Linked DNA regions of Homo sapiens: all the other regions are linked to region 1. A link is a contact called in ENCODE Hi-C or POLR2A ChIA-PET data. All regions are on one chromosome and are shown on one strand. Each heading gives the region's core, a stretch centred on a gene start or an enhancer-like site at or near the end of the contact. The rest is flanking DNA. Distances are from core to core; before and after follow the strand shown. Region 1 has its middle 72 kb from the start of LINC02608. Region 2 overlaps NSL1 (NSL1 component of MIS12 kinetochore complex). Region 3 holds the start of NEK2-DT (NEK2 divergent transcript).

Region 1 (2,735 bases), core at 125-2,624:
GATGTTGGCATTTGAAATGATGTTCTGTTGTTTAATATGTAATAGCTCCCCATGTAAAAAGGAGGGGAGGCAAGTCCTTTGAGCTAGATGCCTTGAAGGAAGAAGAGTCTGTACTGAGTCAGGTGCCCCAGTGTGGGAAGGAAGGAGATAAGTCATTACCAAGGGGACAAAGGAAAGCAGAGAAGAGAAATGGGTCTCCTTAGGGTCACCATTTCCCTTCAGAGCCCCTGTGAAGGAGGGTCATATACATAAACTATATACGATGTACATAGTTTAATATGCATGTACATACAAACATACGCACATACACTCAAAACCACTAATCCATTCCAACCTTCACCATTATGAGCCTGAGGAGCCTGGATTGAGACAGATAAAGTGACTTGCCTCATGTTGAGACTACATGAAAGGTGTTACTATCACTTAGTAAATCTCTTTTATTGGTGGGTCAGAGGCCAGGCTGTTGTAAACCCACAGAGGAAAGCCTTGCAATTTTCCAGTAACTGGAATTGTTTTATCTGAAAATATTTCCTGGAGTCATGGATTCTTAGGGCAGGGGTGTGGAACTGAGGAAGGAGGGGGTGTTTCTTGAGGAGGAAAGATCCTTTGTTCATCCTCCTGCCTCAATACGAATAAAGTAACTGCTGAAAAGAGGGCTATCAGGAAGGAGAGGATAACTCATAAATCTTTACATTTTAAAAAATAGCTTTAGAGGCCGGGCTCGGTGGCTCAGGCCTATAATCCCAGCACTTTGGGAAGCCGAGGTGGGCGGATCACCTGAGGTCAGGAATTCGAGACCAGCCTGGCCAACACGGTGAAACCCCTCTCTACTAAAAATACAAAAAAAATTAGCCAGGCATGGTGGCGGGCACCTGTAATCCCAGCTACTCGGGAGGCTGAGGCAGGAGAATCGCTTGAACCCTGGAGGCGGAGGTTGCAGTGAGCAGAGATCATGCTATTGCACTCCAGCCTGGAGGACAAGAGTGCGAGACTCTGTCTCAACAAAAAAAAAAAAAAAAAAAAAAAAAAAAAAAGCTTTAGAAATTCTGATTCCTCAGAGCTCCAGTGGACACAGAGATGTCTGCCCTTTGCCCTCTTTTGTTCTCCCTTGCTTTTGTGAGCGTATATGTGTTTTCTCATTCTGTCTTTCTGAGTATGCTTTTTGTCTGCCTGTCTTTTGGTTTCCTTTCATATTTATTATATTTCATTTGAAGTGAAAGGACAGGGCCGGGAGTCATGCCTCCCCAGGCGTGAGGCGTGTGTGGGCTGTATCCCAGAGGAGATTTTCTTTGCCAATTGTGGAATGAAGACTGTATCAAAGTTCAGAGGATCCGCCAACACAGAAGAGAGAAACACCAGATGCTTGGGGCCTCTAAGCAGAAGGAGCAACCCACCAATCCCAAGATACCTGCTTGGCAACGTAATGTGCTGTGCAATGTGCGGCAAGTTGTGAAGAGCCAGCATCTACTTCTGGAAGCTGTCCATCTGAAGTTTCTGAAAAAATTTTCATCGGCACCTGTCAGATGACTTGATTTCTGAGTTAAGAGCTGCATGAAGATGTGCCTTCAAACCAGTCTTTGTACATCACGTTCAGGTGTCACTGAGAAAAGTGATGACTAACATTTCTTGGACATATACCTGCTGGGTATTAATCTTTATACTGGGCATTTGCTGATGATAGTGGAACCTACGGGTGGCCTACTCAACTTCTATTTCTCCATTCTTCCATTTTAGCTAACAGAACCTCAATTTTGTTCATCTATTGTTTCCTTTTGAAACCCAGAGAAAGGTGACCCCATTCCAATTCCGAAAGTAAGTATTGATTAGTCTAAGCCAGTCATGATATTTCCATCTCCCTTGCCAAGGACTTGTTGAGGAAAGGTCAAATAACAAAACACTGGCCAATGAAGCATGAAGGAAAGTTCTGGAAAAGAAAGATTGTGTGAAAGAGACACAGAAAGAGATGACCTTTCTCTCTGGTTTTTATTTCTAGATGAGATTCCTGAAACTCTTACAGTTATCTTGTTATCAACCTAAGGATGAATGTAACACCTACGGGAGGGCGGAACCGAGTATTCTCCCCTGGAGCCTGAGATATTTCTGGACTTCCTAGCATGTGATATAATAATTTATTATTGTGTTATATCATATTAAGTTGGGGGCTCTGTTACCTGCATCAGAAATCTTCCTCATAGCCATAGGTTGGTTCATTTAATCTTCACTGCTGTCCATGTGGTATCTATCTCCTTTTTATAGGTTAAGAAATGCATTTAAGTTACTACAGCTAGTAAGCAGCAAAGCCCCAAATTCAATCCAGTTCTGAGTTTTAAAAATCCCTAACATGTGGCTGGGTGCGGTGGCTCATGCCTGTAATCCCAGCACTTTGGGAGGCTGAGGTGGGCAGATCACAAGGTCAGGAGTTCGAGATCAGCCTGGCCAACATGGTGAAACTCCATCTCTATTAAAAATACAAAAATTAGCTGGGCGTGGTGGCATGCACCTGTAGTCCCAGCTACTCTGGAGGCTGAGGCAGAAGAATCACTTGAACCCAGGAGGCAGAGGTTGCAGTGAGCTGAGATCGCACCACTGCATTCCAGCCTGCGCGACAGAGCAGTACTCAGTCTTTAAAAAAAAAAAAAATCCCTAACATGTGTGCCTTAGTCCATTTTATGCTGCTATAACAGAATACCACAGGCTGAGTAATTTGTAATGAACAGAAATGTATTTGGCTTACA
Region 2 (2,735 bases), core at 162-2,661, 540 kb before region 1:
TCATATTTATATGAAATATACCATAACTTCGCCTCCCAATCTGTCACATCCCACACATCTTCAAATAGGCAACTATTATCAGTTTGCTGTGTCTAATTTTAGATCTTTATCAATGCATTTGTATGCACATAGGTAGACACAGGGGTTTTTTTAGTTGTTTATATAAATATTACATAATGCATTTTATTCTGTCATTGTTTTTCTTTTTTCACTCAACATGTAACATAGTTCAACTCCATGGTTTTTATTGGTAATTTTTTTCTTGCTTATATACACAGAGACAATTTTATTTAAATAATATTATATATGTATTTTTGTTTTTTGTGAGAGATTATTTGGTTTTGCTAGATTCCTCTTTTCTCCCATCTTCCATTAACATCTCCATATATACTTTTATCTGAGGACTCCTATATTCTAGAAAATCTTTAACCTAATCCTTCAACTTTGCTTCTTTCTCATTTCTTCTATTTTTGTATTTTATGTTTTTATTTTATAACCTATTTTTCTTTTGCAATGTCTTATGATTTTCTTTAGCTATTGGAGCTGTGTAGCATTTTAAAGTCATTTTTATATTGCTCTATTTTCATTTCATCTGCAGTAAATTCCTCTCCCTGACATTGGTTATACTGGCTGTCTTTCATGGTTTTAATTTCTTCATGTATTTTAGACTTTTGATTTGCAAGTGCTTCTTGACTAGAATTTTTCATGTGCATATCTGTCTACCACTGCTTTCACTCCCTCTGTCTAGTAGGTTTGGTTGCCTTCCATCTGGCCCCAAACAATCCCAGGCTGGAGCCATATCTTAACACTGGCAACAGAGGGCCTCTGTCCCAGTGTGACACTGGAGATTGGTCCAGGCCCAGGCTTGGAGGCATTATCTGCTTCCCATCATTTCTGGTTTAGCTTTAAGTAAGCTTTGCTTCCTGGCAGCGGTTAGGAGCAGTTTTGTCTTTTGAGTTGGTTTTTTTTTTTTTTTTGAGACAGAATTTTACTCTTGTTGCCCAGGCTGGAATGTAATGGTTGCTCACTGCAACCTCTGCCTCCTGGGTTCAAGTGATTCTCCTGCCTCATCCTCCTGAGTAGCTGGGATTACAGGTGCCCACCACCACGCCCGGATAATTTTTGTATTTTTAGTAGAGGCGGGGTTTCACCATGTTGGCCAGGCTAGTCTCCAACTCCTGACCTCACGTGATCCACCCATCTCAGCCTCCTTAAGTGCTGGGATTACAGGTGTGAGCCACCGCGCCGGGCTGGTTAGTGGCAGTTTTTTTCAGCCACCTTTTCAGGGTGGGTAAACTCTGTCTCAGCCCTCGGTTTCAAACAGTGAAGCTGTCTCTTCGTTTCCTGTTCTTCTGGAGCACTTCGAACACCTTTTATCTTGCAGGAGGCCAATTCCTGGCTACTTCTGCTTACCGGTAGGCCTGCAGCTTTAGCCTGACTTGCAGCTTTTTCTCTTCTCCTTTTTTTCTGGTTCATTGAAATGTTTTATTTTGTATATGCTTTAGGATATGTCATTTTAATTTTCTATATTCACTGATGCTTTTGGACATAGGAAGGGAGTTTTATGCACTACTGAAATCAACTTGACTAGGAAGTCTTAGGATACTTTTAAAAATGCAAATCAGTTTTCAGTCCTCTGCTTAAAATCCTAAACTCTAGACTTTTAGCATTCCCTTAGGTGATCTGGCCCCTACCTACCTCTCCAGATTTATTTCAGGCACTTTCCTGTTTGCTGCCAGTCTTTCAGTTCTTTGAAAGTGCCTCACTGTCACACATGCATGCCCCCTTGCCCAAGTTTGACATCTTCCCAGTTCTCTTTTCTCATTTAAATGTTACCTCCTCAGAGAGATCTTACCTAACCACCCTCATTAAAATACTCTCCCCAGTTGTTTATCATGACACCTGTTTATTTCCTTAATAGTACTTGTTACAGCTTATAAGTATTTGTGTTTATTTTCTTGTTTATGCTCTCTCACAAAACTGAAAGCTCCATGAGTTTTTTAATATTATATTTACATTATATATAGCCAGCATATAGCAGCATGCCCAATAAATACATCATGAGTGACTGTTACTCATTGGTCCATTCAGTTGTATATATTGAATGGCTACAGTATGACAGAACTGTTCTCAATGTGGCAGATGTAATATTAGTGAGCAGCACAAAGTTCTTACTCTATAGAGTTTATATTTTAGTGGGAGAAGAAAAGTAATAAATATAAAAATAAATAAGTGACATCAGTGCTTTAGGGTGGTGTGTTTAGGTGATGGGGAAACACTTTTCTGAGGTAGTAACAGGAAGGAATTTATCTGGTGATGATCAAGAAAAAGAGCTGTCAAGCAGAGGGAAGAGCTAGAATAAAGTTCTTAAATCAAGAATGAGCTTGAGTATTCATGGAACAAAAGACCAGAGAGGCTGTAGTGAAGTGAGTAATAGAGGGAAGAAGCATTGCAAGACAATGTCAAAAACTTGGCTGAGGCCAGATAATAACGAGCGAGGGTCAGGAGTTTGAAAGTGTGCCTTAAGAGAGGTGCAACATGGTACTGAAGGAGGTGGTGAGGTGTAGGTGGGAAGGTGTGCTGCAGAGGATTTCATCTACTGAGCAAATGGGTTCAACACATCTCTATAAATTGTAGCAAAGGGTTATCTTTCAGAAAATCACAAATCACTGCTGTGTTTTTGGTTTCATTTTCACCAGGGATGCTGCTTTCTAATTCTTGGTTCTAATGGCTTA
Region 3 (2,735 bases), core at 70-2,569, 540 kb after region 1:
CTATGGATACCAATCTGTAAGAGGCACAAAAATAAAAAAATGATGCTAATTAACACAGCCACTTGCAGTGCCTTACATAACTTTTGAAACCTAAATTGGTCCTATTCCCCTGAGGTAAGACAGTGCCCTTGAATGTTAATTTAAAAATTCTCCTGGTTGGCAATTCCAATTATCTTATGTTATATTCAGGGCATGTAATAAGTCCCTTATTTTTACATAAAGAGCTTTTAAATTCTTATTAATAGAAAATCAGGTGTCTTTTAATCCTTTGCTGAACAGATATTTAAAGAAAACTGGCCTGTTCATGCATTTCCAAATTATTAGCTTTCTGGTAATTTACATATTCCTCTAACAAGCCCTGGATGGAGGCCTCTAAGTCCTCCTTCCCTGGTAAACATGGGGCTGTTCATTTGGCTGGGTAAGCTGAGAACGTTGGTGTGTGGGTGCGTAAAAGAGAATCTGTGTTCAATGAAGTATTGTCGATAGGGTTAATTGTGTATTTGGCACACATAAACGGGACAAGACGTGTAAAGTACTTGGTAGGAGAGCGACAGTATTTCTCCTTTTTTTTTTTTTTTTGGAGACTGGGTGTCACTCTGTCGCCCAGGCTGGAGTGCAGTGGCGCACGGCTCACTGTAACCTCTGCCTCCCAGGTTCAAGCAATTCCTCATGCCTCAGCCTCCCAAGAAGCTGGGATTACAGGCCTGCAACCCCATGCTCTGTTACTTTTTTTTTTTTTTTTTTCATTTTTAGTAGAGACGGGGTTTCGCCATGTTGGCCAGGCTGGTCTTGAACTCTTGGCCTCGAGCAATCCGCCCGCCTCGGCCTCCCAAAGTGCTAGGATTATAGGCGTGAGCCACAGCGCCCGGCCTAATTTTCGTATTTTCAGTAGAGACGAGGTTTGCCCTGTTGCCCAGGCTGGTCTGAACTCCTGGGCTCAAGCGACCCACCCACCTCGGCTTCCCAAAGTGCTAGGGTTACGGGCGAGCGTGAGTCACCGCGCCCACCCGGGAGTCTGTATTTCTAATTTGTATTCAGCTCTCAGCATATCCTCAACGTGACCCCACCCAGGTTCAGGGTACTGGAACCTGAGCGAGGAATGCGTGTGCCGGGGAGAGTAGGTAGTGTGAGGGGCCAGAGTGCAAAGGTCAGAAGGCATCTGGTGGAAGCGGTGTGCAAAGAAGCCTGAGGGGAGGACCTTAGATCTCGGTTACCTTGGCGATCTCTATCAGAGGGTTAGAGTTGCCGAGAGGCGCCAGCTGCCGCTTCCTCTCTCCCGCCCTCCGTTTGGCTTAGCTCGCCGGGTTCTCCCACAGGTTAAAAGCAGACGCCGACGCGGTTGCCTAGTGACACTTTTCCCAAAATGCCTAGGGTATTGTTGTGTTCTTCTTAGCCAATGAGAGAGGCGAAGCGGCCCACCGCCTGCCAATAGACTGCGAGATCAGGGCCCGCGACGGTTAAACGGGGCCCAAGGCAGGGGTGGCGGGTCAGTGCTGCTCGGGGGCTTCTCCATCCAGGTCCCTGGAGTTCCTGGTCCCTGGAGCTCCGCACTTGGCGGCGCAACCTGCGTGAGGCAGCGCGACTCTGGCGACTGGCCGGCCATGCCTTCCCGGGCTGAGGACTATGAAGTGTTGTACACCATTGGCACAGGCTCCTACGGCCGCTGCCAGAAGATCCGGAGGAAGAGTGATGGCAAGGTGAGCGTGGGACCTACCCTGCGCCTGCCCCTGCTTAGGTTTCGTCGCCTCGGGGCGAGCGCCCTGCGCCACCGAAGGGAACCGACAGGGCTGAGGAAATGGGTGCCCGGAAGACTAAACCGTCTTTCCTGGGTCTGCATCTGACAGCCTGTCCTGGGTGGCTTAAAGGATGGGAGACCGCTTCTTTTGATATATGTATTTCCATCTTTTCCCGTTTCTCTCCCCATTTCTCTCTTTCTCCTGCTTTGGCTTGCTAAGGACCTTCCATTGGTGACAGGTAACTAATTCCTGAGCTGTTTTTAGAGCTCTAAGAGTGGCCCTCTCAGGCACAAGAAAGGGGCAGGACTACCAGAACCCGAAGCTTTGTATCTGCAGTCAGACTCCCTCAAAATATCCATTATTAGGATTATTGGATTCATATTTCCCAATGTATATAGGTAGAACTTTTACAGAAAGTAACATTGGACAGGAAACTGCCTGGCTGCTGATGGAGGGATCTTTACCAAGGTGTCTCATCCTGGGAAAACACGACTGGGGTGGAATGGGGCAGGGACTTTGACCACCTTCACCCCAATTTTGACTATAGTACCTTTTAGCCAACTTCCCACTAACCAACTGAGGGTAGGGGTTGGGGGAGTCCTCATGTGCCTCATTCCCGTTTGTCTCCCCACAACATACATTTACTGCTTAGAACTGGAGGAAGATTATGGAAGTAAACTCACAGCTCCTTAAGTTCATTGAACTAAATTAGATAATGACCTTGATTGTAGGATATAATTAAAAGGGAGGTAATTTGTTAAATCTTGGAACTTTCATTCTTTGTTTTTGAGCATAATGAGTTCATTCATACCTTGGAAATTCTTATTTCAGATATTAGTTTGGAAAGAACTTGACTATGGCTCCATGACAGAAGCTGAGAAACAGATGCTTGTTTCTGAAGTGAATTTGCTTCGTGAACTGAAACATCCAAACATCGTTCGTTACTATGATCGGATTATTGACCGGACCAATACAACACTGTACATTGTAATGGAATAT

The links. A loop is a pair of places that touch in the nucleus more often than their neighbours do. ChIA-PET counts read pairs that join two places held with the same protein, here RNA polymerase II (POLR2A). Pooled maps may share reads with other maps.
Region 2: a loop to region 1 is called in a map of posterior vena cava, with 16 times the contacts of the local background. The contact joins two enhancer-like sites. A Hi-C loop is called at or near these places in 1 of 168 maps with a recorded cell type or tissue (posterior vena cava). POLR2A ChIA-PET finds 5 or more read pairs at or near these places in 1 of 52 experiments (activated naive CD8-positive, alpha-beta T cell).
Region 3: POLR2A ChIA-PET joins it to region 1 with 13 read pairs in activated T-cell. The contact joins the promoter of NEK2-DT here to the enhancer-like site in region 1. A Hi-C loop is called at or near these places in 2 of 37 single-sample maps with no recorded cell type and 1 of 50 pooled maps. POLR2A ChIA-PET finds 5 or more read pairs at or near these places in 2 of 52 experiments (activated B cell and activated T-cell).

The regions. Positions count from the first base shown.
Region 1 is chr1:212,211,675-212,214,409 of GRCh38, reverse strand. It overlaps a transcript of LINC02608 not described here. Among named protein-coding and RNA genes, the nearest start is that of LINC02608, 72 kb to the left of the region's middle. Within about 2 kb of position 1,374, at least 2 of the 41 ENCODE cell types and tissues checked have a DNase peak (open chromatin) inside an H3K27ac peak, as active enhancers do.
Region 2 is chr1:212,753,012-212,755,746 of GRCh38, reverse strand. The region is part of intron 4 of NSL1 (NSL1 component of MIS12 kinetochore complex); the gene reads left to right. Among named protein-coding and RNA genes, the nearest start is that of NSL1, 37 kb to the left of the region's middle. Within about 2 kb of position 1,411, at least 4 of the 41 ENCODE cell types and tissues checked have a DNase peak (open chromatin) inside an H3K27ac peak, as active enhancers do.
Region 3 is chr1:211,674,346-211,677,080 of GRCh38, reverse strand. It overlaps NEK2-DT (NEK2 divergent transcript), which reads right to left and starts at 1,319. Exons shown (of 4, transcript NR_148994.1): 1 at 1,215-1,319; 2 at 1-14. NEK2 (NIMA related kinase 2) reads left to right here and starts at 1,460. Exons shown (of 8, transcript NM_002497.4): 1 at 1,460-1,697; 2 at 2,568-2,735. The coding sequence starts at 1,602. RefSeq lists enhancers at 1,180-1,474, 1,497-1,756.